2 separate regions of the Mus musculus genome follow, and region 2 is linked to region 1. A link is a loop called in an ENCODE intact Hi-C map of the cell type or tissue named here. Cell type or tissue: heart. All regions are shown on one strand. Links, peaks and the distances in the headings refer to the core of each region. The heading gives the core; the rest is flanking DNA.

Region 1 (15,142 bases), core at 3,732-11,731:
GGCTTTCCTTCCAATTGTACCAATTCTATGAAGGTTGGTTTTGAAGATAAGCATAGATTATCTTAAGATTTTTTTTGGCCAAGAAGTCATCATGTTCCATGATTTGCATGTAACTTTGAAATCTTTCCCACAGGACTTGCCAGCAGCATCCCTTCATTTCTCCCCTGCTGCGATGCGACTCCAAGTGGAACCATGTGATTTGGGGTACCAGAAAAAGGCAGTCTTCACCTCAAGACACTGATTATTTCTTTTGTTTTGAGAAAGAAAATGGATTTACTTAGTGCACTGCAAGGGTTTCTGGCTAGAAACAGTTTCCTATAGACAACACTGCATATCTCAGAATGACCTATGGTGATGCTACTGTCTCAAGAACATGTGTACAGGACAACATCCCCAGAGAAGGAGATACACATGAAAGAAAGCTGCTTCCCCTTTAAATGCTTTAGCCAAGCCACAGAGTTTTGAGTAAGCCCAGGCAAAAGTGAATGAGACTAGCAGAAATTTGACCACCACCAAAGGATATATCTCATGGGTGCTGTAAGTTTTTATAGTTATGGGCTGGGGAGATGGCTCAGTGGTTAAGAGCACCAATTGCTTTTCTGGAGGTTCTGAGTTCAAGTCCCAGCAACCACATGATGGCTCAAAACCACTTATAATGAGATCCGATGCCCTCTTCTGGTGTGCCTGAAGAGAGCAACGGTGTACTCACATAGAATAAATAAGTCTTAAAAAAAAAGTTTTTTATAGTTATAGTTCCGTGCTGCTGGCTTGTTTGTTACACAGCAGTACACTCCCAAAGTCTAATGCAAAGAGACATCCGAACATTAATGTTGTGGGGAAACACAACTGGTAGTGGGTTTAAATCTAGCTGAGGGGCTCTGCCACTGACTGAGCTCCCAGTGTGCGCTGCAGTGCTCTCTTACTCCCTTGGTAGCTTACCCGGGTTTGCTTCAAGCCCAGAAGAGCCTCTGCATCCAGGACTTGTTCTCCCTCCATTGATCTGCTCATGGGAAGTGGAATTTGAACTGAACAATGCTGTCCCAGTAACAGGAGGACTGATTACTGCCCCAAGAGAAAAAAAAAAGGAGAGAATGTTAGGTGGCTCTTTTCTTTGACAACAAGACTCAAGGACATGTGAGACCATAAAGCCATCCTATGACTGCCTAACACCATAAACACCATGCTAAAAAAAAAACTGCAGAGCACCAAGATGCTAGACAGTCATGGAGTATAACTCACTGAACAGAGGAATGGTGTAGCCAAGTTCAAACTGATAAAATAGTGAACAAACAAGACAGTGAAGATTTTTTTCATGAAGACATATGCCACGAAGTCAATAAGGAAAGATGTTTGCGCTTTTAAAAAAAAGCCATCATGGTAGCCATCCTGATGAAACCAGGTAAAGGAAGACTGGACGTGGAGGCTGAACTTCATGAGCAGAATTGCCAAGGGTGGGGTTTGGACAAAGCCTAAAAGTTCTTCCCAGGATGAATTTTCCCTGAAGCGAAGAAAGTCAAAGGACTCCACATTAACAAGTAAGCAGGCCTCCTACCAATATTAGTAGACTAGCCTTATCCACAGCCTCTAGGGGTGCTTAATAGTCTAGAGATTATTAAAATGCTGTCTTACCAAGAAAAGAGGCCAAAAAAAAAAATGATAGGCAGTCTATCCATTAGATAATATTGCACCCAGATACACTTACTGACTTTAACAAGAACACCATTCTCATGTAAGAGAATGTCCTTTGCTCTGAGAGGAGTTGATAAGTGGGAATATTTATAATTGTGAACTGATTTCTGAGAAAATACATAATAGGCTAGGTGTGGTACTTTGAGTGACAAATGTTCTTTCTCTGTGGGCTCTTTTATATTTGGTCCAAGGCTGGAGGTGTTGTCTGCAAAGGTTATTTAACACTGACCTGCAGCTTTGCGGAAGAAGGTACGTCACTAAAGGCAGGCTTGAAGGTTTACAGCCTCACCCTACTCCCTTCCTGCCTTCTCTGCTTCCCATGAGAAGGAAACGTGATTAGCAACCTTCCTGCTCCTGCCACCAGCTCCCATACTTTTCCTGCAACCATGGACTATTGCCCTCAGAAGAGCAAGCCAAAATAAACCTTTCCTCTGAGTTGTTCTTGGACATGGTGTTTCATCACAGCAACAAAAATGATGTTGAAATAGCAGTATGAGGAGGAGTGTGTGTGTGTTTGTGTGTGTATGAGTGTGTGTGTCCGCTGCCTCAACACACACACACAGTGAATGGGAAGGGGTGGATAGGAAGGGAGCAATTCTTATTTAATATCAAGTGTGTCATTTCCTAAGACTCCAATGCTCTGTTAAGCTTATAACTGCTTTGTTTGTCTGAGTTTTTATTTCCAAATAAATTGCATTGGTGTTTTTCACTGTAGGATGTTGCTTTTGTTGGGTGTGGCACTGATTTGTAGCTGAAGAGGTGAGAGATGGTAAGTAGTGAGCACTCTCAGGAACACTTCCACATGGGTAGCCAACGAGGTCATTCACTGACATTTCTCACTGAATAGTGGTTCACTCTGCAGATGTTCCCAGCAGCCAAGTCACGGGATTCAATATGCAACCCAGGTGACAATAAGCCAGCAACCCCTGATGCTTCTAACTGTAGGCAACTGAATCACAAGAAAAATGGGTACAGTGGCACCTGCAGCTCCAGGTACTTGACAGGAAATTGCTTCAGCCCAAGACTTGAAGGCTAGTCTGAGCGACATCGAGTAATTTTGCCCTCTGCACCTCTAAAAGAAGGCTCAGAATGTGCTAAAAAGCAAAGCTGGCACACAGGCTCCGAGCATACAGGGTTCTGAATCTCGAAGTATGTGAACAGAAGCAGCTCTGGAGATCCAGAAGACACGGGAATAGCTGACAGAACTTCAAAGTCATTATTATGACAGCCATTTATCACTGTGGCACGGGTGTGCAGACAGGGCAATTTAGGTGATTACATTCTACTTTCCCAGCAAAGAACACATTGTAATTACAGTAGAACAGGAGATGACAGCTCACTCCTGACTGGCATCGAGTAATACCAGAATGAATGGCCTGACTTAAGGGTACAAGCTTAGCCACAGAGACAACCTCTGCCATAGCCAGCCTGTGCCATGGCAGTGACCTAACCCGAAGGTAGGCAAAAAAGGAGGAGTCTGATCAGGCAAAGGTCACAATGAGTTTTTACACGCAGGAAGAGATTTTCCAGAGACCTTTCATCAAAGAACTAAGCAACAATGTCACCTCAAACAGCGCATGTATGTCAAAACTCCTAGTGCATTATAAAGATGGACTTAACACTGCTAAAGATGATAGCAAAAACAATCTGGCCCCGTTGAGAAGTACTTTGCATACTGAAAGCAGAATCGCCTTCTCTCGCTCACAACCCCACCATCTTTTAGAAAATAGATGTCCCAGGTGAAGAAGCCAGACTGAGGCTTGATTCCTGGACATATCTTGCCAACAACTGTTACTGCAGTTTGAGTATGAAATGTCCCCCATAGGCTCATAGAATTAAACAATCGGTTCCTGGCTGGTAGTGCAATTTTTGGTGGTTATAAATTCATTACCAAGTGAACGCTTGCTGAAGGCAGTACACTCACTGAGGGATGGCTTTGAGGTTTTATGCCCTCACCCCAGTTTTCTGTCTCTCAATTTTCTGTGTAAGGATGAAATGTGATAGACAGCTTCCTCTGCCTGCTGTCATGATTTCCCAGTCATGACAGACTGTTCCTCTAGAATTACAAGCCAAAATACACCTCCACAAAGCCCTTTATCACCTAGATTGCTTTTTTTTTTTAAAGATTTATTTATTTATTATATGTAAGTACACTGTAGCTGTCTTTAGACACTCCAGAAAAGGGCGTCAGATCTTGTTACAGATGGTTGTGAGCCACCATGTGGTTGCTGGGATTTGAACTCCGGACCTTCGGAAGAGCAGTCGGGTGCTCTTACCCACTGAGCCATCTCACCAGCCCTAGATTGCTTTTTTATCAGAGAATTTTATTATAGCAACAGAAAAGAAAATAAATACAATTGCATTAGCATCTTCAAAAGGTCACTATCTCCTGACAGAGCTGAGCTGCCTGACATTTGATCCTCCATTAATCCGACTATGAAAACTAAGACTTCCTGTGTTTAACGTGGTTTCAACTGTTTGGTTTGTGCTTGCACTGCTCATCAACAAAACACAGTTGAAGAATTTGAGTTAGTATTTACTTGTTCTTCATTAACAGTGATGCAGATACCAGACTTACAGGCTCTAGACATCTATTTCCTTATGACAAACAAATAAACGCAACACTACAACTAACACCCTGGCTTGAGCTTCCTGGTTGCTTTCCAATTTATATAAAAGGGATGTACCTGTTTGGATTCCTAGCGGGCTGGTTCTGGAAGAGGCTGAGAGAAAATCCTGATCCCAGATAGGAGAATTTTGACTATACACTTCTTCTTCCAACATGGACAGAAACCTAGGCACAGAAAATAACAAGAATGAGCTTCTAAAATTTATAAATATTCCTCAAGGCTCAAAAACCATCTTGGAAGAGGGAACAAAAAGACTATAAGATGTCAGGAAAGACTGCAATACAATGTCCTCAGGACATAAGAACCACTACACGCAGTAACTCACAGCATCTGCGGATGCCTGTACAAGACATATGCAAGATCAGGCAGGTCAACAATCCAAGTTGGAGTGGGAGTAGGCTCAAAAGATGGCTTCTGGGTAGGAAAGTCAGTTTTAAGGGTCTGGATTCTGGTAGGTCAACCATGTTCCATTGGATATCCCCACAATAAGAAGTATAGGGGCAGTACAAATTGGACTTGATGGGTCATTTAAAAATAAAAGAGAAGCCAGGCAGTGGTGGTGCACGCCTTTAATCCCAGCACTTGGGAGGCAGAGGCAGGCGGATTTCTGAGTTCGAGGCCAGCCTGGTCTACAGAGTGAGTTCCAGGACAGCCAGGGCTACACAGCGAAACCCTGTCTCGAAAAACCAAAAAAGGAAAAAAAGAAAAGAGGAGACAAAGGGTGGATCTGGGAGGAGTGTGTGGAGATGAAAATGATCAAAATATATGAAATTAACAAAGAGTTAATAACAGTATTTTTAATTAAAAATAGGGGCAGGAAAAAATGGCTGAGTGATCTAGAACAACATTGGCAGCATTTCCACAGGAACCAGGTTCAATTCCCAGCCCCCACATGGTAGCTCACAAACATCTGAAACTTCAGTTGCAGTGATGTGTCCTCTTCAGGCTTCTATGGACACCACACATGCACGTGGTGCACAGATACACACTCAGGCAAATCACCCACACAAATAAAATAAAAACTTTCTACATAAATAAATAAAATATACCATTACTTTACTACCAGAGCATCAGTCACCTGTAGCAACCTTCACCAAGCAACAGGGTTCCCACTTCAGTTAGAAAATGCATTAGAATTATGATGCCAGAGATGGATTCAGATGGACATTCCTGTGTATTCAAGTACAGATTGTGTCTCTATAAACATCTCCTTTACCCCTGAGTAGCTTGGTAGGGCACTGGCTAGAGTACTAAGCAGATGATGTATACTTGGTGAGATGCACAGCAGATTCCAGCTGTCTATGTGGAAGTCATTGGCGTAGAAACCACCACCAATGTCACTGTGTACTGACTAGGCCCTTACACCCATGCCTGTCCTGCTCCTGGAGCTTCTGGAACTCCACACTGACTCGCCTCACTACTGCTGTGATTAGGTATCCCCTATTACACAGCTCTCATTACTTGACAGTGTGGTGAGGGATTGATGCCCTTAGTTGAGCCTCCTAAGGCCACTGTGAAATAGAATCCACTGCACCATGGAAACATGCAAAGTGCAGAGGGATGGAACAAGCATTCCATATTCCCATGACTACTAAAGAGCAGGGTCTGAACTGAGACCAGTGGGGATCTGCTGTATGGACTTCACAACACACTAAGGCAACCAACCGCATCTCAACAGCAACTGGAGGCCAGCAACAGGAAATAGCCCGATGCCACCACAGAGTACCTTTTTCCCCACTTCAATACTGAGAGAAGAAAGAGAAATATGGAAAGTGCAGAAACAAAGAAAAGAGGGTGGGTGAGAAATTAACCAATGGGGTTGGAAAAAGAGAGAAAGAAAAACAAGGAAGGAATCTTGTAACAATTCAGAGAGTAGTGGAAAGGCACTTGTTAGAACCAGTACAAGAAACCAGACCTACTGGCACCAGTCTGGAATCCCAGGTACTCAGGAGGCTGAGGCAGAAAGATCACCACTTCAAGATCAGTCTGGGCAATTCAGAAAGGGACTACAAAAAAAAAAAAAAAAAACAAAAACAAAAAAGGAAAACAAACATACAAAACATACAGGCCTTTAATCCCAGCACTTGGGAGGCAGATCTCTGTGAGTTTGAGGCCAGTCTAGCCTACCGAGTGAGTTCCAGGACAGTCAGGGCTGTTACATTGAGAGACCCTGTCTTTAAAAAAAAAAAAAAAAAAGCTCTAAATTCAATTCCAGTGTCAGTACCACAAAAATTAATAATGGCTGGGTACACACATTTGATCACAACACTCAGGATTTTGATATTCTCATTTCTATGGTCCATCACCAGGTTTTCTATATGTAAATGCTTGTCCTTTCTCACATGCCCAAAAGATGAAGGTCAGGCAGCTCTCATAGCCTAAAGGCAACCCTAAGAGATGAATGGGTATTGTCTTGATGCTGCTTGGTTCAGATTAGAGTATGGCTTTTGTATAATAAAGAGCTGATGGCTTCCCCTCAGAGAAGCAGGATGGAAGAAGGACACTCAAAGAGAAGGTAGAGGCAGGGCATGAAGGAATTGAAAGAACTGTAAGTAGGAAGTGAGAAGCATGGGAAGAGACTGGATGGCAGAGAAGTTAGGATAAATTTAGACGACCTAGCTGAGAGACTGTCCCACCAAAGGCCAACAGCTTTAAATTATTAGAAGTTTCTGTGTCTTATTTAACCACAGGAGTCCGTGAAAGCACTGATATACTCGGATGTTCATGATTTTGGTACTTAAGCAGGCTTTGGCCTATTCTCCACATCCTCAGGCCCTGGGATGAAGCAAAATCCCATAAGCACCACCCCTTACTTTGGGAAATGTGTGAGGATAAGCGTGCGTTTCTCAAGAGGCAGTTTGTCTTTTTCCTGTCTGGCTTGTTCCAAGAGCTGTCGTCTCATGATGGTGAAGACCGAGCGAAGCAATGTTCTCCCAAACACCTTTGTGGTTTCGTACCGAGGTAAGCTGTCACAGAACTGCGGTACATTGCAGTAGCACAACCACCTGCAAGAAGGAGACAAGTTCCATCAGTAAGCCAACAAGTCCCAGCCACCCAAAACATCCAATCACAAAGAAGCCATCAAGTCCCAGCCATCCAAACATCCTATCACAAAGACCTTCTAGACAATGAAGCTCAGTGGAAGAAACGAGACCTTCAATACCAGCCAGCAAGATCAACCAGCAAGATTACTAGCAAGAAGTGAGTGCAGGATAAGAGCAGCTGGTAGACCTGTTGGCCTCTTCCTATTCTGTTGTGCAGGGAGCCTGGAATCCAATACTGCTATGCCACTTGACTAACTACATGGATATACTACACTGTTCAGTGCCCACCTTCTTGCCTATAAAACAGAGACAAGTCACAACTACTTCACTGGACTCTAGAGAATGAGATAGCACGAGTAAGGTACAGAGTATAATTTGAGCTTATGCTGAAAGTATAGGCAGGAGCAATGTCCAATAATCCCAGCACTGTAGACGCTAAAGTGGAAGAGTACTGAGGACTGAGCCCAACATCCCTGCATGCCAGCACAGAAGTTCCTGAGGACCAAGGAGGAGAATTTATACTTAACACATTGAACACCAAGGAAATATGGCTGCCTGCATGGGTTGCTGAATCGTGGGAAGCCAAAATGTGGCATAATCAGATGTACTGTAAGGTATAATCCTGTCACTGTCCATGTAAGGTCAGATTCAAATAGAGCACCTCAATTAGAAGACCTACTAATCTGAAACAGCCTATTTTTAAAGACTGATAGTAAGCAGCTGAAAAATGTGTATACCACATCTCACTGGCCTAAAGGACCTTGTCTAATCAGAGACTTGGAAAAATTTCTTTCTTTAAGTTATTTGGTAGGTGTAGATATTTAGATAGTCTGAAGTACTTAAAACTAAAAAAAAAAAAAAAAAAAAAATTTAAAGTATGTATATAAAGTGGGTTTGGGATGTAGCTCAGAGGCAGAAAGCTCACTTAGCATGAGCAAGGTCCTAGATTTGAGCCCAGAACTGAAAATAAATAAATAAATAAATAAATAAATAAATAAATAAATAAATAAGCAAGCTATATAAGTGAGAAACAAAAAGGAAAGGCAACAGAGGCATTTCCTTATGTGGCGTCACTTAAGGGGAAAAATCACTTGCTGCCAACATTTCACGCACACACCATAAATAAAATGTAATAAAACCTAATAAAATACCTATAGGCATGATGGCATATCCCTGTGATTGCAGTATTCAGGTGGCCAAGAGAGAAGGATCATGTAAGTTTGTGGCCGGTCTGGGCTAGCTACATATTAATACTGTGTTCCTCTCAAATACATGCAAGCACACACGCATGCACGTGCACACACACACACACACACATACACACACACACACACACACACACACACTTTTCTTCTTTTTTATGATACATAGAATGAACAAATGAATGAATGAACTGCCTAGATGACACTCTCTTACTGCCGAAGCTGTGGGGGGAAGATAAAGAGCTTTAAGACTGTTCAAACCCCAGTCAGGCGCAGGAAGTAAGAAGCTTTGACCATCTGTCACCTAGGTATACTCTGCAGCCTCAAAGTCAAGGCTGCTTTCAGCACTGTGGGATAGAAGAGAAACCCAGTTTGCTTGACCTGACCAGAGGTCTGCAGCGAGCTGACCATCGGGGCCATCTAATTTAGAAAACTTCCTTCAACGCTAGTGCTTGAAAATGAAAAGATTCAGAAACCGTCCCTTGGATTTCCAGTCTACAGATGTGGTGGACTCTACTACTTCCAGAGACAGCAGTAAGCAGAGATCATGGGATTCCCAGAGTGTAGCAGTAAGTATGGGAGACGCCATGGGAATGTGTCATTGCACAAACCCCCCTCTTCCAGGCCAGGGCTGCTATCCAAAACAATAAAAATAAAAAATAAAAACCTTCCTCCATCCAATGAGGACGCTAACAGGTAAGGTGAAGCAAGGGCAGGAATGAATGGCGTGCTGCTGTACACCTAGGGGGCCTCAGTCTGTATCTGACCCCAAACGATCCTATGTAGGGGGCAATGGAGCTGTGCTGTGTCTCTTAGCAGGAAGACTTTCATGATCATACACACCCATAATTCTCCTTACATGGTAGGCCAAGGCAGGAGAATGGTAGGTTCAACACCAATCTGAACTATCCAGGGAAGGGGAAGAGAGGGAGGGAAAGAAAGAAGATGGGTAGACGAGAAGGAAAAAGCTTTTTGCTTGCGTCCCACCCTACCCCCATATTTTGAGACAGCTTTACTCTGTAGTGTAGCCTGGCTTTGAACTCATGGCAAAACTGCTACCTCAGACCCCTAAGCACCGGGGTTACAAGCATGAGTCACTCCTTGGGGAGAAGCGAGTTGGTGTTATTATGTCTGCCTTGATCCACAACCTTTTCTTCTTTTTAAATTTTAGTCTATGTATGTTATAGCGTTTTGTCTGTATTTATGTATATGCACCATGTGTGCCTAGTGCCTGAGGAGGAACACAGTGTTGGATCCCTTGGAACTGGAGTTACACACAGGTGGTTATGAGCCACCTAATATGAGTGCTGGGAACCAAACACCAGTCCCCTGCAAGAGCAGTGTGTGCAGTAAATCACTGAGCAATCTTCCCAGATTCATAGTCTTAAAACACTACACTACTTCTGTTTTCCTCTCTCAGCTCACTCCTCTCTATAGATGGATGATAGATAGATAGATAGATAGATAGATAGATAGATAGATAGGTAGGTAGGTAGGTAGGTAGGTAGGTAGGTAGGTAGGTAGATAGATAGATAGATAGATAGATAGACAGACAGACAGACAGACAGACAGACAGACAGACAGACAGACATATATGGATATATACATACATATATACATATTCATACAGTGTAGGTACTATTTTGCACATGTGGCCCCTATCTGGGCTTCACATCTGTATCTAAGCAGTGCTAGCTTGTGTCTAAAATGCATTATAGGTATCTGACAATCAAGAAACTGGCATTTCTGCTATAAAAATTATGGTTTATGAATATCATAATAAAAGATTTAATTATCTGGTTGGTTGGCTGGTTGGTTGGTTGGTTTTGAGATAGGGTCTCTTTTCGTAGCCCTGGCTGGCCTGGAACTAGCTGTGTAGAGCAGGCTAGCCTCAAACACCAAGATCCATGAACTACCACAACTGACTAAACAATAATGTAAAACTTAAAACACCTTTTCTTTTACTCATAAGAGTGCCAAGCAATTCTGTTAAATCCGTTTCATTTATTTTGTATTTTGAGGTGGGGTCTCCTGTAGCTGTCTGGCCTTGCAGTCCTGACCCTCCTGGGATCACATCCCTGGGACTAAGATTATAGACATGTGCCATCTCAGGTTGCTTTTTACTTTTTTCAATAAATAAAGCTTCAGACCTTTATTCACCACAGAGAATCCCACTTGCCTCATTTTTACGTTAATAGTGTTCTGTAAGTATGGTCTGTTTGTTGTTTTATTTTTTTTTCCCCAATTGTCCTCAACTTTGCTGGGTTCTTCTCCCTGTTTCCTTTCATCAAAGGGCATGATGGAGGACGCTGAGGTGAATGCATCTACCTTCATTCCCTCCTATTATAAACAGAGTCTCTTGGTCTAGAAATGAACAGGTCCCAGGACATACAGGGACATATCCACTGTCTCTGGGCAGGTTTCTCTTCTCATGGTTAGCTCCACCTTTTTGGTCCAGGGGGGAAGCTGAGCACCAAAGGACTCTTCTCCTGTTTCTATCATATACTATGACAGCTTCAAAAGTCTCACTCAAATACCAACACTCTCGTTCAACTGTCCATTAGTCTTGACAACCCTACATTGGCAGACTGTGTTCTAGATAGCACTGGTGGGGGAGGCAGGTGAAAACAAAACCCAAAATCTTCCCTGTAACTGGTTTATGCCAGACAGCAGTGCAAACTTCTCAGAGGATACAACTCCACAGAGCAAGAAGCTGAGAGTAAGGAAAGAGAAGGCTGCTCTACAGCTCACACAGATAGAGGAAGGTGGGACCAGAGACAAGCCCTGAGCCCACTGAGAGCCCAATTTCTGGTTTTGCCACTCTCTAAGTATCTATTATGTGCCAACCATTTCTTGATAGTTCCGAAGTGCCTCCCTCTACTAATTATTTGGGTTTGGTTTGGTTTGGTTGGTTGGTTGGTTTGGGTTGGGTTTTTTGTTTGTTTGTTTGTTTTTTGTTTTTTGTTTTTTGTTTTTTGGTTTTTGGTTTTTTTTTTGCAGACAGTGTTTCTCTGTATAGTTCTGGCTGTCCGGAAACTCATTCAGGCTGCCCCCCAACTCAGAGATCTGCCTCTCAAGTGCTTTGATTAAAGGCATACACCACCACACCCAGCTTCACTTTGTTTTCTAAAATTTGGCAATATCGCTCGTGTTTCTTTAACATTTAATTCTCTTTCTTCTCCTTCCATTCTACCTCAAACCTCCAAACCCCCTCTTAAAGACTGTGGCCTGAAACTCACAATCATCCTGCCTCCACTTTTAGCATCTTCAGAGCACAGGTATGCACACACCTCTTTTTTTAATTATTCACCTTCCTTTCTTTCCTTCTTTCCTTCTTTCCTTCTTTCCTTCTTTCCTTCTTTCCTTCTTTCCTTCTTTCCTTCTTTCCTTCTTTCCTTCTTTCTTCCTTCCTTCCTTCCTTCCTTCCTTCCTTTCTTTCTTTCTTTCTTTCTTTCTTTCTCTTTTGTCCCTTTTTTTCTTGATGAAACAATAATTTTCTCCAGTAAGAGCTACAAGCACAGGATTGGTGGTACACACCTGTAATCTCAGAATTCACCTGGGCTATATAGTGAGTTCAAGGATACCCGGGCTACATGCACCCTCTCTCAAACAAGTCCATACATGGTATGAATATCATGGAAAGAGATAAAATTTCTTCCCACAGCTACTTAACTGAAGATGAATGTAAGCCTTTATATTTTGGAAAATGAACATGCAGAATTGTTTTCTAATTTATCCTTCATGTCAATATACTATATGATATTGTAATCATTAAAATTAAAACCAAAAAGTTAAATGAAAAAATATAAGCCATGTTCTAACATTTTTTTCTTTGTGACAGTGTCTTATTATATAGCATTGGTTGAGCATATAATATGGAACTCACTAAAGTAGACTAAGCTGGTCTTTTCAGAGATCTGCTTGCTTCTGCCTCTCAAATGTTGGATTTAAAGGCATGTGTCTTGGCTCCTGTAGATGTTGTAAATCACATAGTAGCCACATTGAAGAAATAAAAACTAGAAGTTAAATTAACCCTATTTAATTTAATTTATCTAAAATATCATCAGGGCTAGTAAGATGGCTCAGTGGATAATGGTTCTTGCCACCAAACCTGAGGACTGGGTAACATTTCTCTGTATCACATGGTAGAGAGAGCCGATCCCTACAAGCCTGTTTCTACAACCCCCACATACATGGCAGGGCAGAGAGACAAATAAATATAAATACATTATTAATTAATTAATTAATTAATTAAAACTAGAACTTGAAACTAAACTGCATAGGCATGCTGTCTGAGTGAATGGAGTCACTGAGCAGAGCAGAAGTGAATAGTAATTTCATGCCTTGAAAGGTTCTCTTTGGAGCCAGGCTGCAGGATTCGAACTCAGTTACCTTGTGTAGTTTTCCTTGTATCCAGAGATGTCATCATTGGGAGACCGTAGTCTCCGCTGAGATGGAGCCTCCAGATGCCAGTAGTTGATGCGGTTCAGAAACATCTTGGCCAGCTCGATCGTTGTCTGCCTCTCTTTCGATGGCAAGTGACTAAACTTGTACTGCACGAAGTTGTTCACACCCTGAAAAGATGGAAATGCAGCATGTTAATGAAGCTAGATAACCATATTAACTCAGAATACAGCCAGTTACCTCAGTGGTTATTAGAAAAAAAAAAAAAGATAATTTCTCAATAGAGAAAAAAAAGTTTTCCCTTTGCTTAAAAAGAACCACTACTACCATGGGAAATCTCCCTTCTGGTCACAGTGGAAGAAGTTACAAAATAAAAAAAATCAGAATTATCATTTTGCCCCCACTTCAATCTGAAGCATCAAAGAGCAAATCCCGGACAAACATGGGAAGGGGTAAAAAAACCCTTAAATAAATGAGGTTCTGGGATAATTGTTTCTGTCTGTGAATTTTTTAAAAGTTCACTACCTCATCTTGAACTAACCGCCAAAATATGTACTTTTCCGAGAGAGTTATAGGTTGATTTAAATTTTCTATAAAATATTCCCATCTCATCACATAAAAGATCAAGAAGTCTTCCTAGTTTAGAATCAATAGGAAACATATTCTCAGCCAGGCAGTGGTGGCGCACAGCTTTAATGTCAGCACTTGGAAGGCAGAGACAGATGGATCTCTGAATTTGAGGCCAGCCTGGTCTGCACAGTGAGTTCCAAGATAGCCAGAGCTATACAGAGAAACCCTGTCTCAATAAACCAAAGATGAAGAGGAGGAGGAGGAAAAAAATTATTCTTACAAAAAGTCATGTATTTGTAACAACGCTGGTATCATATTGTGATGGTTAGCGCTGTCAACTTGACCTACAGTCATCACCTGGGAAAACAGTCTTAGAGAGTTGGGCATGGCTTCAGAGAATGGTCTTAATCCAGTTTATTGATGTGGGATGAGCCAGCCCACTGTGGGTAGCACCATTCCCTATGACTGAGGTTCTGATCTGCTTAAGCATAAGTAAACAAAACTGAACACAGCAAGCCTAAATGAATTCACTGCTTTCTGCTCTTGACTGTGAATGTGATATGATAAGCTTCCTGGAGTTCCTGCCACTGTGACTTCCTGTTATGAAGAACTGCAATCTGGATTGTAAACTGAAGAAACATCTTTCTCAGAAACTGTTCTTTCTTTTTTTTTTTTTTAATGAGGTATTTTTATCACAACAACAGAAATCAGGTATTTTATCACAACAACTGAAATCAGGTACTTCACAGCAACAGAAACATCACTAGAATTAGAATTAACTCCCACCTCCACCCCCACCAAGTTACAATGTTTACCACATCTTTAATGAACTCCCTCTCCTCAATAGGCTTTTTCAGACAGTGCCAAATAAAAAAACAAAGCCAAATAACCCCATTAAAAAATGGGGCTCAGAACTGAACAAAGAATTCTCACCTGAGGAATACCGAATGGTAGAGAAGCACCTGAAAAAATGTTCAACATCCTTAATCATCAGGGAAATGCAAATCAAAACAACCCTGAGATTCCACCTCACACCAGTCAGAATGGCTAAGATCAAAAATTCAGGTGACAGCAGATGCTGGCGTGGATGTGGAGAAAGAGGAACACTCCTCCATTGTTGGTGGGATTGCAGGCTTGTACAACCACTCTGGAAATCAATCTGGCAGTTCCTTAGAAAACTGGACATAGTACTACCGGAGGATCCAGCAATACCTCTCCTGGGCATATATCCAGAAGATGCCCCAACTGGTAAGAAGGACACATGCTCCACTATGTTCATAGCAGCCTTATTTATAATAGCCAGAAGCTGGAAAGAACCCAGATGCCCCTCAACAGAGGAATGGATACAGAAAATGTGGTATATCTACACAATGGAGTACTACTCAGCTATTAAAAAGAATGAATTTATGAAATTCCTAGCCAAATGGATGGACCTGGAGGGCATCATCCTGAGTGAGGTAACACATTCACAAAGGAACTCACACAATATGTACTCACTGATAAGTGGATATTAGCCCCAAACCTAGGATACCCAAGATATAAGATACAATTTGCTAAACACATGAAACTCAAGAAGAATGAAGACTGAAGTGTGGACACTATG
Region 2 (15,142 bases), core at 2,413-10,412, 130 kb after region 1:
AGATAACACATTATACAAAGGGGGCAACTATAGAAGGATGTTGATAGTTAAGTTCAAAGCAGCACTTCCCCATGGCCTCACTTGATCACAGTGCCCACCTGTGGCTTCATCCTTGGATCTGACCTAGCATGGATGTTTTACCTTGATCACAAATTTGTCCCAACCCTATTTTTCTTTTTAGTGTTAATTGTGAAAGCTCATTGTATTCCTTACTATGCAGCCTTTCCTTCCTTTCCTCTATGAGGAGTGAGTACATTCTATTCTTGATTCTGACTATTACATCTTTCTGGTAAAACAGATAAAACCATCTCCTGAATACTTTTTTTTTTCCCCTAAACTGACCAAATCAGGAATTCTATAAAGCCATTCATTCATCTAAACAGCATTAGCTCATGAAAGTTCATCTTCATGTTGATCTGCAGAAAATTTGGTCAAGAAGGTAGGCTGATGCCCAGGAATCATTAAGCTGTGTAATAGGGATAGGAAAAAGTATATCAGCAGTAAGAAGTGATCCTGGGATGAAGTCTATTGGGATCTTGCCTCTCAGAGTTCACTCATCATAAGCCATGTAAAAAATGGTGGGCCATCTCCAGAAAACTTATTTGCCTTTAGCCTTTTCTGGATGGCTCCTGACAAGGAAGAGTAGTGAAAACCACCTACTTGTGTCAGCCCCAGTATGGCCACTTAGGGTCCCTAGTAGAAAGTATGTCTGTGACCTGGCAGATGATATAAATATGTTAAGTAGAAAAGAGTTAGGATGACCCTGGGTCATCACAAAGAGATGGAAGTGTGCTCAGGTAATGGCTATAGGGCAATCTGTGGGACTCCTGTAGATAGGTTTTAGGACTCTCAGAAAGTTTACATTTGGATATGTGTGTGGTAAAGTCAAGGTCTCAGTACATATCCAGAGCTGGTCTCAAGCTCTCAATTTTGTTTCAGCCTCCTGAGTACTGGGATTATAAGTGTGTTGGGCTCCCATCACTCCTGGCTTGTAGAAAATATTTTTCCTTTCTCCCTCTACTCTCTAGTCATCCATTCATTTGTAAAGACATATAATAGTTAATTACAGGCTGGAGCTATGGTTCAGAGACACTGCATTTGCCTAGCCCTGGGATCAATAATGACCAAAATGGAAAAGAAAACGTTATTATTGAGATTGAGACCTGACTAGTTTAACGGAGGTTAGTTGGTAACACTCTATGGTTTTCTTGGTTTTCTTTTTCCCAGACAGAAACTCACCATGTAGCCAAAGCCAACCTCAACCTCATTGCTACCTTGTTTTGGGCTATAAATTATATTGAAAACATTTAAAAATTACAAATGGATTTTATGTTAAAATTGTATATGAGAGTGTGTGCTGGGCTCTCTTCTATCATTTAAGCCTTAATCCTTTGAGGCAGGTCCTTGGTGGATCTGGAACTCACTTTTTTCTTTTTGGTGAGGCTGGTAGCCAGGAAGTCCCAGTCCAGCTATTTTTCTGTCTTCAGTGTCAGGAGAGATTCTGCCTCAAAGGAATAGGAGAAGCATGGTGGAAGAGGGCATCGAATGTTCTCGTTTGGCCTCTATCATCTGCACGTGCACGCACACACTTATAAAATAAAATGTTTCTTCATAGCTGGAGTAAAATATTATTTCTCTGAGTATTTGTTCAGATGTCTAGCTGAATTTGTGGACTGGGCACTTAATTTCACTTAGGCCAACATGGAACAATCAGTGATTTGTTAAGGACCTTTTTGGGGGGCTTTATAAAACTCAACTGTAGGTTTCTATAAAATCATGAATAAGACTGTGCAAAGAGAGTGTACTATTTCTTTCAGGAATCATCTTAAAATATTCTAAAATGTATTTTATGTGTATAAGTATTTTGTCTGCATGTGCACGCAGTGGTAGACAGAGGTCAGAAAAGGCCATCAGGTCTGGAATGAGTTACTGGTGTTATGAGCCTCATGTGGGTCCTATGCAAACACAACAGGTGCTCTTAACCACTGAACCACACATTTCATCTTTCTCCCAGAGTGTTTTGGAGATCAAAAGTGTGGGATGAGAAAACTTCAACATTTACTTCTGATGAGAATCTCAAGATTGGCAAAATGGTTGGCAAAAGGAGAAGGCCTAGACCAAAGCGCTCCATCGACCTGGAGGATTCCACTGAGCAGCTGATTTCTGGTGACATGGTCACATTCCCCTGCTCTGTCTGCTACCGAGAACTGAACAAAGCTAGGAATTTTCTCCATAAGAAACATCACAATGCTCTGAGTATGCTGGGTTTCCAGTGGATGGGAGGGAGGCAACCAAAGCCCAAACTGGTCAGTCTTCATAGAGAGTGTATAATCTCTAACCTTTTGAGATCTTCTACATACAATGAAAAAGTCCTTCACAATGTGAACTACGCATTTGAGTTTCTTTGGAAGAAACAAGTTCCATCATACTTCAAACTTTGTGATAAGGTTGGCGAGACTTCTACGTATTCTCCAAACAGCAACCATCTGATGATTAAAGGTATAGCCATCTGTAGCAATAATAATTCAGCCTGGAAAGCGGAGCCGAACTGTAAATTCACGGTCGTGAACGATTTTGGTGATAAGGCCAATGTGTGCTTTTTCGGTTTATTTGATAGCCATTACGGTTATGCAGCAGCAGACCTGGCATCAAAGGAGTTTCAGGTTTTACTTCTCCATCAATTGTCTATACAGGATCCTTCCTACCAAATGACAGCTGAGCAGAAGCAACTCATCAATTCCTTTGACACGGTGTTCAGGGAGGAATACAGAGCCAGAGAAGAGGCCTTCTCTTCCACATACAAAACCTTCAGAACTAGTAGACGGGAGTATGAGGATACACACAAAGCCTTTGCAAAGGCATTTTGGAGAATGGATAGGCTTCTACGGCTTGGAAGGAATGAGACTTCCCGGGTTCGCTGGAGCGGCTGCTCGGCACTCACTTGTATATTAGAGGGTGGGATTAAGAACCCACATGCTAATAAAGACTGGGAAAAAACCTATCAGCAGGGTTCCACCAGTCTTCCCTTCCAGAAGACTCCACAGATCATATCTGGAGTACTACACCTGGCAAATGCTGGTATGTATCTTCATTTGCATCCTAAATATCTGTAAATGCCTACTCATGCTGCTAAAACCACTGTTATTTAGCAATTTGCTAATGTGCAGAAATTGCACTGAACAACTAAGAAACAAACAAACAAAAATTCCAGTTTAAATAGACTGCAGACACAAAAACCAAGCAACTATTTTTATGGGTACTGGTATGAATTGTGTAATGAAACTTTTCCTGGGAAGACAAAATACACACTTCTAAGTACCCCCAGATAAGGAGCCCATGATAGACCAAAGTATGGAGACCATCAAAGTCCAATGTGGGGAACAGATGAGTTTTACTGGAGCTACTTAGCTGATTATGGAGGAGGGTTACTTACAGGGGCAGAAATAACTCTTAGACACTGTATCACTAAAGCCCATTGCCAGCATGGGTGACAGTTCACAAAGGCTGGGAACCTGGAGCACACTGCACATCCTGCAGGCCACTCAAAAGGTTGGAGAGTGTCCTTTCTGGGTGACTCTGGTCTTCCAGGCAGATAAATTAGTTTCTGCATCTTCTAGACAGCTGGTGTGGCCAGGGCCTCTTTACTTACTTTATTTATAGTATGTTTCATATTTCTCCCCCCTCCCTCTTATTCCCTCCTTCTCTGTGTGTGTAGACAGTAAGTTAAAACAATTCCAAATGACATAACAGAGATGTCGTACAGGTTAAAAACAGTAACTATGCCTAGATCCAAACAAAATGGACATAAGGAACCCACTCTTTTTGAGGGTGGAAAGTTGATTAATAACTGCTAAGACAATCTTGTATACTTTTGGGGACAGGACTCTTGTTTCCCAGGTTCGCCTCAGACTCACTGTATAGTCCAGGGGAGTTTCCTTGAACTTCTGATCATCCTGCCTTCCTTCCTATTGAGAGCTGGACTTACAGACATGTACCCTAACTCTTGGGGCTGCTAGACTGAATGCTTGCCAAGCACCCTACTAACTGCAGTGACTTTCCTAAGGAGAGACCAACGCGTGTGTAACAGATTGTTGTTTCATTCTCAGTGACCATGTGGTATTAATTTCCTAATAGAGGAACCATTTTTCCTTCAGTTTTCTGAGCTTTAAACTGGCTAAGATACTGGGCAAACTCTTCTCACAAGGCCCACTTTGTTGTTCTTACTTTCAACACGGAATTCCTCTGCCTCTCAAAACTGGGGTGTCAGCAATCAGCCCTGGCTAAGTTCTCGTCCTTATCCTTTCTAATTTATATTCTATCTGACAATTCTCCTTTATCTTTTACTTCTTTACTTCATTAAATCCTTATGGGATTAAAGTACTTACACTCATACATATACATATACAGGGTCATGTCTGCAGGGGTGGGGGTGGGGGTAGGTGGAATTGCCACAGCTTTTCAGAATGGTGTCTACAGGACACTATCCACTTAGCAATGGCTAAAAAGTGATTTCTCTACATTCCTTCATTCAGTATTGTCATTTCATTTGGTATATTTGCACTTAACCCCTGAACCAGCTTTTTAGCGCCACCCCCCCCCCCCCTTTTGAGATGGTCTTTCTAGGTAACTTAAGCTAGTTGTTATCTTAGTCAGGGTTTCTATGACTGCGAGAAATGCAAAAAGCAAGATTTAGCTTATACTTCCAGATCATAGACATTGCAAGTCAGGACATGAACTCAAACTCAGAAGGCATGGAGGGGTTCTGTTTACTGGCTTTCTTAGCCTGTTTCTTATAGTACCACTCTAGCCCAGGGATGGCACTATCTACCATGGGCTGGAGCCTTTCATTCTGATCACTAATTGAGAAAATCCTGGATCTCATAGAGGCTCCTTCCTCTCTGATGACTCTTATCAGCATCCAGTTGACACCAGAACTAGGTCAGTATAGTTAGCCTGGCAAACGCCCCCCTCCCCTGCTTTCACCGTTCTCATTCTAGAGTACTGGAATTACAGGTGTGTAATCTGGCTCAATCACTATTTTGATCATACAATGATGTTTATATATGTATTTCTATATGCATCATTTTGTATTTACGTCTTTCAGGAACTCCTACTCCTTTTGTTCTTAATTCCATTATGCTGACCTATTCATTTGGTTTGTTTCCTACCCGGAAAATTCCTTGGTTTCTACCATGTGGATGTCCTGTTGTTTTCTTTCCTTCCTTTCTTTGAGACAGGGTCTCTATTATGTATCCCTGACTGACCTGTAGCTCTGTAATCCAGACTGGCTTCAAGCTCACTGAGATCCACTTGCTTCAGTCTCCTAAGGGCTAGGAAAAAGGAATACACCACCCATACAAGGCTAGTGATGAATTTTAAGATATTATTTGCCTTGATTTTAAAGGAAATAATCAATTGGTGTGGAATTACAGACTGGCAGATTTTTCTCAGTTGTTGGAATCTGTTTCCCTGTTTGGCCTGGCTGGCATCCCTGTCTAAGCCTCTCTTGTTCAGAATGTGGCTCCTCCTTGTGGCTACTTGAAAGATTTTCTCTTTCTCAGATTTTAAGCCATTTATTTGACTGATGGATCTATTTCTCTTTAAGGCTCCTGTCTAAGATCACTCACATCATTTGTGTTAGTCCATTGGACCCTACCAGCTGCCTACAAATGCTCCTTTAATCTGTGCTTTGTTTCACTCTTCTATTTTTTTCCTTTTTTGAAGTAAATATTTTTCTAAATGCAGATGACCTGAGCTCACAAAGATCATGGTGCATGTGTGGAGACCAGACAACTTTCAGGGTTAGTTTTCTTTCTACTGGCAAGCCATCTTTTCTTTCTTTTTAACTCTAATCCAGGCTGTCCTCCTAACTTGTGGCAATCCTTCTGCCTCATTCTGAGCATCTCAACATACTGGATGTTATAAACTCCATACTGGCAAGCCATTTTCTTCCTTTTGGAGACAGGATCTCACTCTAACCCAGCCTGTCCTCCAACTTGTGGCAATCCTGCCTCATTCTGAGTACTGAGGTTACAGATACTAGCCACCATGTCAAATTTTCTTCCTTTCTCTTCCCTTCTCATCTTTCCGTTCTTCCCCCTTTCTCTCACCTTTAGTGTTTTGTTTTCCTCTCCCATTTTCTGAGATTTAGTCAGTCACTAAAGACAAGAAGCTAGAAGTTACAAAGAATTTATTCTTATGTGTTTTTGTGAGTGTAACGTATGTGCAGGTACCTGTGGAGTTTGAAGAGAGCACATTAGATCCCCCAGAGCTGTAGTTATTGGCAGTTGTGAACCACCTGACAGGTCACTAAGTGTTCTTTTTTTTTTTTTAAGATTTATTTATTTATTATATGTAAGTACACTGTAGCTGTCTTCAGACACTCCAGAAGAGGGCATCGGATCTTGTTACAGATGGTTGTGAGCCACCATGTGGTTGCTGGGATTTGAACTCCAGACCTCTGGAAGAGCAGTCGGGTGCTCTAACCCACTGAGCCATCTCACCAGCCCCCCACTAAGTGTTCTTAACCAGTGATCCATCTCTCCAGCCCATTATCATCTTCTGACTTAAGAACTTTGTTTTTTCTGCATCAACTCATCAACACGTGGAGACCCACGTTGTTTACAACATTACAGTACATTGCCCAGGATCGTGTTTGGTGAGATGGGCTAGACCCTGATCCACAGTGACTATTACTGCCCCCTTTGTTTTTTGGACACAGTGGCCTCACTCTTGCAATCCACCTGCCTTATACTACCAAGTTACTACTCCTTTTAAAAACCAGAATAGTCACATGTATCTGCCATATTACAGAAGTGTATAAAGCCAAAGTGCTTGCTTACCATCTTCCTGCTTAAGCTAGTATGTGAATTCAAGCTGTCACATAGAACATTAGAAAGTTGAGCTACTCCCCCCACATAGTTTTAAACCTATAGTAGCATTACTTACACATACATACACTTTCTCTATTTTAAGAAAGGTGCTGAACTACATCCTAATAGTTTATCCAGTTGCCACATTAAATGCAATGTGTTGCTTTGCTGGTGACATTGCTCAGTTTTCAGAATGTCTCCTAAAACCCATAAAGAAGGCATGATAGCACCTGATAGAAGGAGGACTGGGAATTTTAAGACACTGTCAACTACAAAGACAGTTCAAGGCCAGCTCAGGCTATATGAAGTTTGTCTCAAAACCAAACCGAACCGAACCGAACCGAACCAAACCAAACCAAACCTCCCCACTCAATAATTACTGACTTACCTGCTACAGATCAAAGTAAAAGATCCACAAGTTAGGATAAAAGAAGAATGAAAATAGAAATTTGTGCAGACTGCGGGAGCATAATTTGCATAGCACAGGGTCACATTTTGCAAGCAACCCAGGACCTCAATTAGCATTCATTCTATTATGTTAATGAGGCAAGACTACTGTTTATCTCACATCAGGTTAGGCTTTCTGTCAAATCATACCAGTTGGACAGACTTCAGCCTTTTAAGCCTAGATTCTTATTTGCTAAACAAATCAAAAAGTTTTTCTGAAATGAGGCAGACACAGGAAGATCTCAAGTTTAGGTCAGCATGGGCTACATATTGAAACTCTATTTCAAAATTAATCAAAAGAAAAACAAAAATAAGTTAAAAGTTGAAGAAACAGAATTGAACACATTAGCAACAAAATTCTGATTCCAAGTATAGCACTGTTAGAGGCCTAAATATTCTTTGATTGTAGACAGGGTTCACTGTGTGTAGCCTGACTGTCCTGGAACTCACAGGTCTCTGCTTCTTGAGTGCTGGCACACCACCCCCACCTGACAGAATATTCTTATTTTAAAGTGTGTGGTACACGTGCATGTATGCCACAGCATGCATGTTGAAGTCAAGGGCAGCTTTGGGGATCAGGTTCTCTCCTTCCACCATATGGGGTCTAGCTCAAACAGGTCATCAAGTGTCTCTTCACACTGAACCATCTCACTGCCCCCACCAAATTTTGCTTTTAGAACTGGCATATTAAAGTAGGAATTTTAATTTTCAGGGGCAGAGTATTCAGATACCAATGCCACCTGAGATATGCTGTGAATCACAATGCTGTACCAAAAACTACTGCTTGTTCTTAAACATATGATGATTCTAAAATCTTGGGGAAAACAAACAAAAAAAATCCAAACCCCTTCTAACAGCATCTTTTAATCTGTCTGGACCAGATTTAGACTTCAGGACATTAATGAAGCAAAATGTTGCAAATATCCCAGGTTTATCTCAACTATGGTCATACCATACTGCCATCTCTTACTGAAGACTTCAGTTAACAACTGTCAAGAGTTTAATGTGGCTGCCTATTTCCCCAACATGAATTCTTATAGAACTGTTTAATTACACATTAAGGAAACCTAGGATGGACACTTAACAGTGGAATTTTATCATCCATATCCTAAATACATTTGAGTTTTAACTTTGACCAGTAATATACATATGTATATATATATGTATACATACTTTGTTCATTTATTCATCCATTTATTATTTATTGATTGATTGTGTGTGTATATACCTGTATATGAAGGTCAGAGGACAACTTGTAGGAGACAATTCTTTTCACCATGTGAGACCCAAGAATGGAACTCAAGATTAGCAGGCCTGGTAGCAGCTGTCTTTAACTAACTTTCTTAACAGCCCCCAACAGTTTTTGTCCTTTAAGGATTTCTCATTTTTATGTGTATGTGGTCCTGTGCACACAAGTACAGAGGCCAAGGGCATCAGGTCTCCTTATACCTGAAACTACAAGCAATTGTGTGCTAACCTACATGATGTTAGTAATTGAATTCAGGTACTCTGCTAGAGGACCTCTTTATTGCTGGGTCACCTCTCAAAACCCCACCAAAGATTTTGTTGTTGTTTGTTAATTACTTGGTGCTGGGAAGATGTTTCAGTGTTTAGGAATACTTGGTGCTCCCCTAGAGAGTTCCCAACGTCCATTTGGGTGGGTCATGGCAAACTAACTTCTGCTCTAGGGAATCCAATGCTCTCTTCTGGACTCTACAGACACCCACCCTCATGTGCACATACACATAATTTAAACATTAAAAAAACCCTTTATTTGAATATTTAAAAATCTGAATAGATGTTAAAAAACAGTAAAAACCATTCTTTGAAACAGTTTCATAAAAAAATTAATTTAGAAATTATTTTTCATGACCTGTAGGTTTTTTTTTGTTTTTGTTTTGTTAAGTGTTTTAAAGTCTACTGGTTATCACTGAGATTTGAATTAGGATGTGTACAGTGTTGAGCTTACATATTCTAGAAATATTTACATGTCATACTTTGTGTTTAGCATTGAAACAGAATTAGTAAGTTGCATATGTTAATATGAACTGATGATTAATCTTTTGATCTCTTTCTCTTAAACAACAAAACACTTGTCTAGGAAACGTGCAAGCAGTCTTATGCAGAAATGGAAAAGGGTTTTGCCTGACCAAGGAACACAGTACACGAAACACCAAAGAAAGAAGAAGAGTCCTTTACAGCGAAGCAGTGATCAGTTCAGATGACCCCTATGGCCTCCTGGATGGGCACATCAAAACCACCCGGGGTCTTGGATTCCATGGAAACCTCAGACTAAAAAAGTCCATTATTCCAGCACCGCAAACAATCTCTGTCCCTATAGATGATCTATGTCAGTTTCTCATCTTAGCCACTAATGGACTTTGGCAAGTTTTGGACAAGAAGGAAGTCACTGCACTGGTAATCACCTTGTTTCATGCATATAAAGAAACCCATGTTCCTCGCCCTAAAAGCAAACCCTGGCCACCTATAGGCCTTCTTTCCCCACCAGACAGTAACATCCGAGTGCTGTTCCAGTACCAGCCTGAAAATGAAGACATTATGTCAACTGCAGATGGGACGAAAGGGCTATCTGACTCAATATATGCTGAAGCTTACACTCATCAGGGTACATTTTCTCCAAAAGTGACCCCTTATGACCCTTGTAGCACAAAAGAAAATAGCAGCTTACCCACTATAGACAGTAAGCAGGAAAATGAGAAAGAACTATGTATTAAGAATTTCTACAAAGGTGCAGCTGAGTACATTGGCTGTGAACTTGTAAGTGCTGCAATAGAAGGGGGTTCCAGAGACAGCATCACTGTTATGGTAATGTTTCTCAATGGGAGCGAGTATCACAGGCTGACATAAAAACATTCCAATGACCTAGAACAGCAAACAGTGCTACAAAGACTCCCGTGAAAACCATTCCTTAGACCGGGAAGGAAATACAAAAGCTGCAGCTTATATATCATGCGTATTATGGTGTATACTTTATGTCAAAGACAGAGAAAACTCAGTGTTGCTTTTTACATCACTTTATTCCAACCTGAGCACCTCAATATAAAACTAAACACCGGTGAACTGTTCTCCTTACTAGTTTTGAGTTACTGTAAAATGTACAAGTTCTGCTAGCAGATCAACACTTAAATAGATTAAATCATCTGACACATGGTAGATTTCATATAATGAAAATACCTAAAATAATTAGTGCAATATACTGATTAAAATAAAATGGACTTCAAAAAACAAGGCTTCAAGATTATTACTAATAACATTGTAATACTTATGTTACAATTGCAAGTACATTGTTTATTATGGTTCTAGCCATGTAAGAACAGCAAAGCCCCTTCCTTTCATAGGGGAAGAAAGAAATAATTAGCTGTTTTAGTAACTGTACATTTTGTATATGTTTAGGCAATTCTTAAATATTATAGGAAATAATAAACATATGGAGACTACAATGCAGTACTCTATTTACAGTACAGCTGAAGATCATATTTAAAATAATCAAGTTTGAATGTACATAATTGTTAGTGCACTGACTAATTATGCCCAAAGGGAAGCAGAGCCCCCTCCCTGTTCCAGACACACCTCTATGGAATAGCCAACAGTGATTAACTAGAAAGCAGATACCTGGTTTGTTTCCACTTTTTAAAAGAAGCTCATATGAAGGGACCACTATCATTAAAATGCATTTATCGGTTTCATATTCCTAAAACAGCATGGGGTTACATGTGACTTAATTTTTTCAATCAAATTTTAAGAAGTAATGGGACTGAATAAAATTAAGATGTCATCAATATTCATTCCTTCTTTCTGGAGATGCAAGACTGTTTTGTTGGGATTGCTTTATTAATATGTGAAATGTAGACTTTTTAAGAAAATCAAATTACACCATTTGCTTGGGTTTTATTGTTAAGCGTAAGTCTTCTAAAAATGTTTTCTAAAGCATACATTAGTAATTTTGAACATGTCATTCCTGACTATTATCCCAGTTTGGAGACTGGGTGGGTTAAGAGTGGGTCCATACCCACTGGAGATGAGCTGTTCCCCTGCACTTTCACATGGAACAAGTGTACACACAGTCCTCATTTTCCTTTCTACTGCTGGAGGAGCACATGCATGTTATTAAAAATTAAGTTCAAAACACTCAAAATAATTCAGAATTAGAAACTTGATTCTACCATAGTCTCTTTTTGGAAGTCACACTGGGCCGGCTAAATGCTCCCAACTCCATGGTTTTTGCCATTCAGGAAGTTCACACTGGAGCTCAGTTACTACAACACTGGCTTCTGGCTGGCTGTGCAGGCTCAGTAAGGTCTACTCCTCGTCCTCTGGCTGAGTTTGCACCAGGATTCTGTGGTTCATTCTTTGGCAGCTTTTTAGCTGAGAAATAAACAAAATAAAATTGTATTATTCATATTAAAATCACTTAGACCTGCTTCTTTATAATACTCTCCCTGTTGGGTTATTTCCAAAGTTTTATGTGACTGTTGGCTCTTTTCAAAGGTTTATTACTTACTAAATGCCAAAAAGCAAAACAAAGCACCAAACAACCCACAAAAATAAAAATACTCTTCCCCAAACAATAATCCCCACTCTTTGCTGTATTAAAAGCGTTTAATCTCTTAGTATTTTCGAAGTAGTAGGTAGAGGCCAATTGTAGATATACCATTTAAACTTAAATTTAACTAGGACTACAGATAATTCTTATATCAATTCCCTTAGAAATCACAGTTTTCTTATGTCGTATTGGGTCCTGTGCACACTAGGGAAGTCTAGTACCACTTAGCTACACTTAGCCTTTTTTTTGTTTTTTTTTTTTTAAAAAAGATTTATTTATTGTTGTAAGTACACTCAGTTTTCAGACACACCAGAAGAGGGCAACGGATCTCACTGTCGATGGTTGTGAACCACCATGTGGTTGCTGGGATTTTAACTCAGGACCTTCAGAAGAGCAGTCAGTGCTCTTATTCGCTGAGCCATCCATCTCTCCTGCCCCAATTAGCGTGTTTTATAATCATTAACTGTCTATTATATACAAGCTGCTGGACATGGTGCGGCATGACTGTAATTACCATGATTCAGTACAGAGAAGGAGTTGGAACAATCATTTGAGTCCAGGAAGTTAATTAAAACTAGCCCGAGTAGCATATCAAGATTTCCATTTTGAAAAACAAAACCAAGCAAGACACACATAAAATCCAAGCCAATAGACCATGGCCAGCTACAAAATTTATAAAGAAGCTCACATTACAGCAACATTCTCTGGGCTATCACAAATAATTCTAAGTCAAGTCAGGATGTGAACAAATTCTATTGACAGAATAATCAACCCAACCAAACTTGTCCTTTATTGTGTAATCCAATCAATTACACGACTTATAACATCTTTTCCTTCTTGGGCTATGACAAACCCTGATTTGATCTACAAATACCAATACTTAATACACATGAACAGCTTTGTGGATTATAAATTGCTATATTATATATTGCTAGAATACTGGTTATGTGGAATATGCTCCCCACTAAAGTTCACCTGCTAGACACATGGCTTTATCCTGAGGACTAAGCAGCAATACGACCAAGAGTGGTGTTTTATGTCCAATGCCGACCTGAATCCTGGACCTTACATACACATTACACAAGTTAACTATCACTAAGCCATATACCTCCATCTTGCCATTTTTTAGCCCTTTATTTTGCCTACTTTCCCTTCATCAATATTATCTTTAGAATCTTAGCTTCAGGAAGCAGGACCTGCACTGATGCTTGGGAAGGAAGACTCCACTGAGTCATCCTAGAAATTACTCTAGAGAAGGTTCGGTAATGTATAATAATGATAAATGTTCAGTCAGATGCATTTACATGTAATGCCCAGTAAATGGATTAACAATGGTACTAGGTATGGGAAGAGGATGGTGAAAGGTAACCTGGTCCCTGGTTGAGCTAAGGCTAGAAGCCCCTGAGACCCTGAAGAGATGGTAGGAGCTTCACTTGCTCTTGGGCACCAGGCCCTTGCCACTAGCTGTAGCCCCCCCACCCCCCGAAACAGCCCAAGCCCCTCCACATGCAGATGAGGAAAAGGACGTGACCTTTGGTCACATAGGTTCAAGACAGACTTCCATGCTAATGAGGTATATAGAGACCTGGAGGGTGTAGCCAATCCTTCCCAAACACTCCTCCCTGTAAAAGGTATTTAAACTCAGGCCCTCCCTGAGAAGTGGGGTATGGTTTTACACATCCACTTTCCACCATGGCAATATATGATTCAGAACTACAGACTGTCTTTTCTCATCAGGATCCTCAGTGGGGAGCCATAGAGAAGACCTGTGCCTACAGAGCAGCTGTCTCATCTCCCATAGAAGGCCTCTCTGCATTCCCAGCCAAGACCACCATAAAGCCTGAGCCTGCAGTCAATACAAGCACTCTTCCCATGAGACCAGTCGGAGCTCCCCATCCTGCTCCCACTCCCTAGCCCAGGGCTAAAACCAGCCCCCCTCCCCAGACCCCACTGTTCTCAGTTCTTCCACCACTTCCAAATGTGCCTGGGTATTCAAGTGCCTGGGAAGTCTAGAGCCCCAGCCTCTTCGAAGGCTTTGCCTGGGACCAGGCCCCCCACTCCCTCCCCCCAACTAGCTCTGGCTGTCTTGTACCTCAGACTGCTCTTTCCCACCACAAGTAGTGCTTTGGCACTTTCCTACAATACAAGCCCAGTTTGGCACAGAGTGCAGTCAAACTCTGTGTTCTGTATCCTCAAGCTGTGAAGCCCTGTTGCAGAGTGGATGCAGGACTCACAACTAAGGAAACCGAATAAAACAGCACTATATATCATATTATAATCAACACCAAGTTGGGTTTTGGAATGAGCATAAATTTCTCCTCTATGGACTTTCTATAATCACACCTGACTCAGATGAGGAGGTGGAAGGAAATGAACTTCAGTAAGGACTCTTTAATTGGACTGTACCATATTTTCTATGAGATTTGCTAAACTAACTTTATCAAAGAACGACTCCAATCCCAAACACATATGTTTGTGTTTGTGTGTAACCTTGGCTGTGCTGAAATTCATTCTGTAGACCAGGCTGGTCTCACTTGAAGACCCATCTTCTTTTTTTTTTTTTTTTATGTATTTATGTATTTATTTATATGTAAGTACACTGTAGCTGTCTTCAAACACTCCAGAAGAAGGAGTCAGATCTCGTTACAGATGGTTGTGAGCCACCATGTGGTTGCTGGGATTTGAACTCTGGACCTTCTGAAGAGCAGTCGGGTGCTCTTACCCACTGAGCCATCTCACCAGCCCCGACCCATCTTCTTTTACCTATCAAGTGCTGGGATTAAAGGCATGTGCCACCACAGCTTAGCTTGGTATTTCTTTTTTCTTTTTTTTTAAAGTAGATGATTGTAATGGAAACATAGGCTTTCTAACAACTATAGATGTAACATCTCATGATTGTACTCTAAAGTTTATGATTTAAAAAAAAAAAAAGATTTATTTATTTCAGACAAACCAGAAGAGGGCGGCAGATTTCATTACAAGTGGTTGCAAGCCACCATGTAGTTACTGGGATTTGAACTCAGGACCTTTGGAAGAGTAGTCAGTGCTCTTACCCGCTGAGCCATCTCACCAGCCCCAGCTTGGTATTTCTTTATAGAAAGGAAATAGTTTAATCTGAAATGAAATCTAGAAGCTGAGGATAGAATCCAGGCTTCAGGAACACAATACAAACACTGTACCACAGAGCTACTTCTATAGTCTAAAAGTTTTAAACTTAAGCCTATAGTGTAGCCCAGGTTAGAATGGTGGCTCCATCCTG

What was found. Hi-C counts contacts between places; a loop is a spot of excess contacts. Peaks named below come from ENCODE experiments on the same cell type or tissue, not always from the same donor. Only the 100,000 strongest peaks of a DNase experiment are listed, where the experiment ranks them.
Region 2: a loop joins it to region 1, with 2.1 times the contacts of the local background. A loop is called at or near these places in 3 of 42 quality-filtered maps.

Annotation. Positions count from the first base shown.
Region 1 is chr17:53,630,534-53,645,675 of GRCm38, reverse strand. It overlaps Kat2b (K(lysine) acetyltransferase 2B), which reads right to left. Exons shown (of 18, transcript NM_020005.4): 5 at 12,958-13,139; 6 at 7,133-7,324; 7 at 4,377-4,483; 8 at 940-1,062. Among named protein-coding and RNA genes, the nearest start is that of Sgo1, 51 kb to the left of the region's middle. In heart, for the core only: no CTCF peak of the experiment used is centred there; no DNase peak of the experiment used is centred there.
Region 2 is chr17:53,502,877-53,518,018 of GRCm38, reverse strand. Rab5a (RAB5A, member RAS oncogene family) reads right to left here. Exons shown (of 6, transcript NM_025887.4): 6 at 10,341-11,705. The coding sequence ends at 11,590. It overlaps Pp2d1 (protein phosphatase 2C-like domain containing 1), which reads left to right. Exons shown (of 3, transcript NM_173449.3): 2 at 2,015-3,078; 3 at 9,421-10,559. The coding sequence ends at 10,187. Among named protein-coding and RNA genes, the nearest start is that of Pp2d1, 29 kb to the left of the region's middle. In heart, for the core only: a CTCF peak has its summit at 5,528 (motif pointing left); no DNase peak of the experiment used is centred there.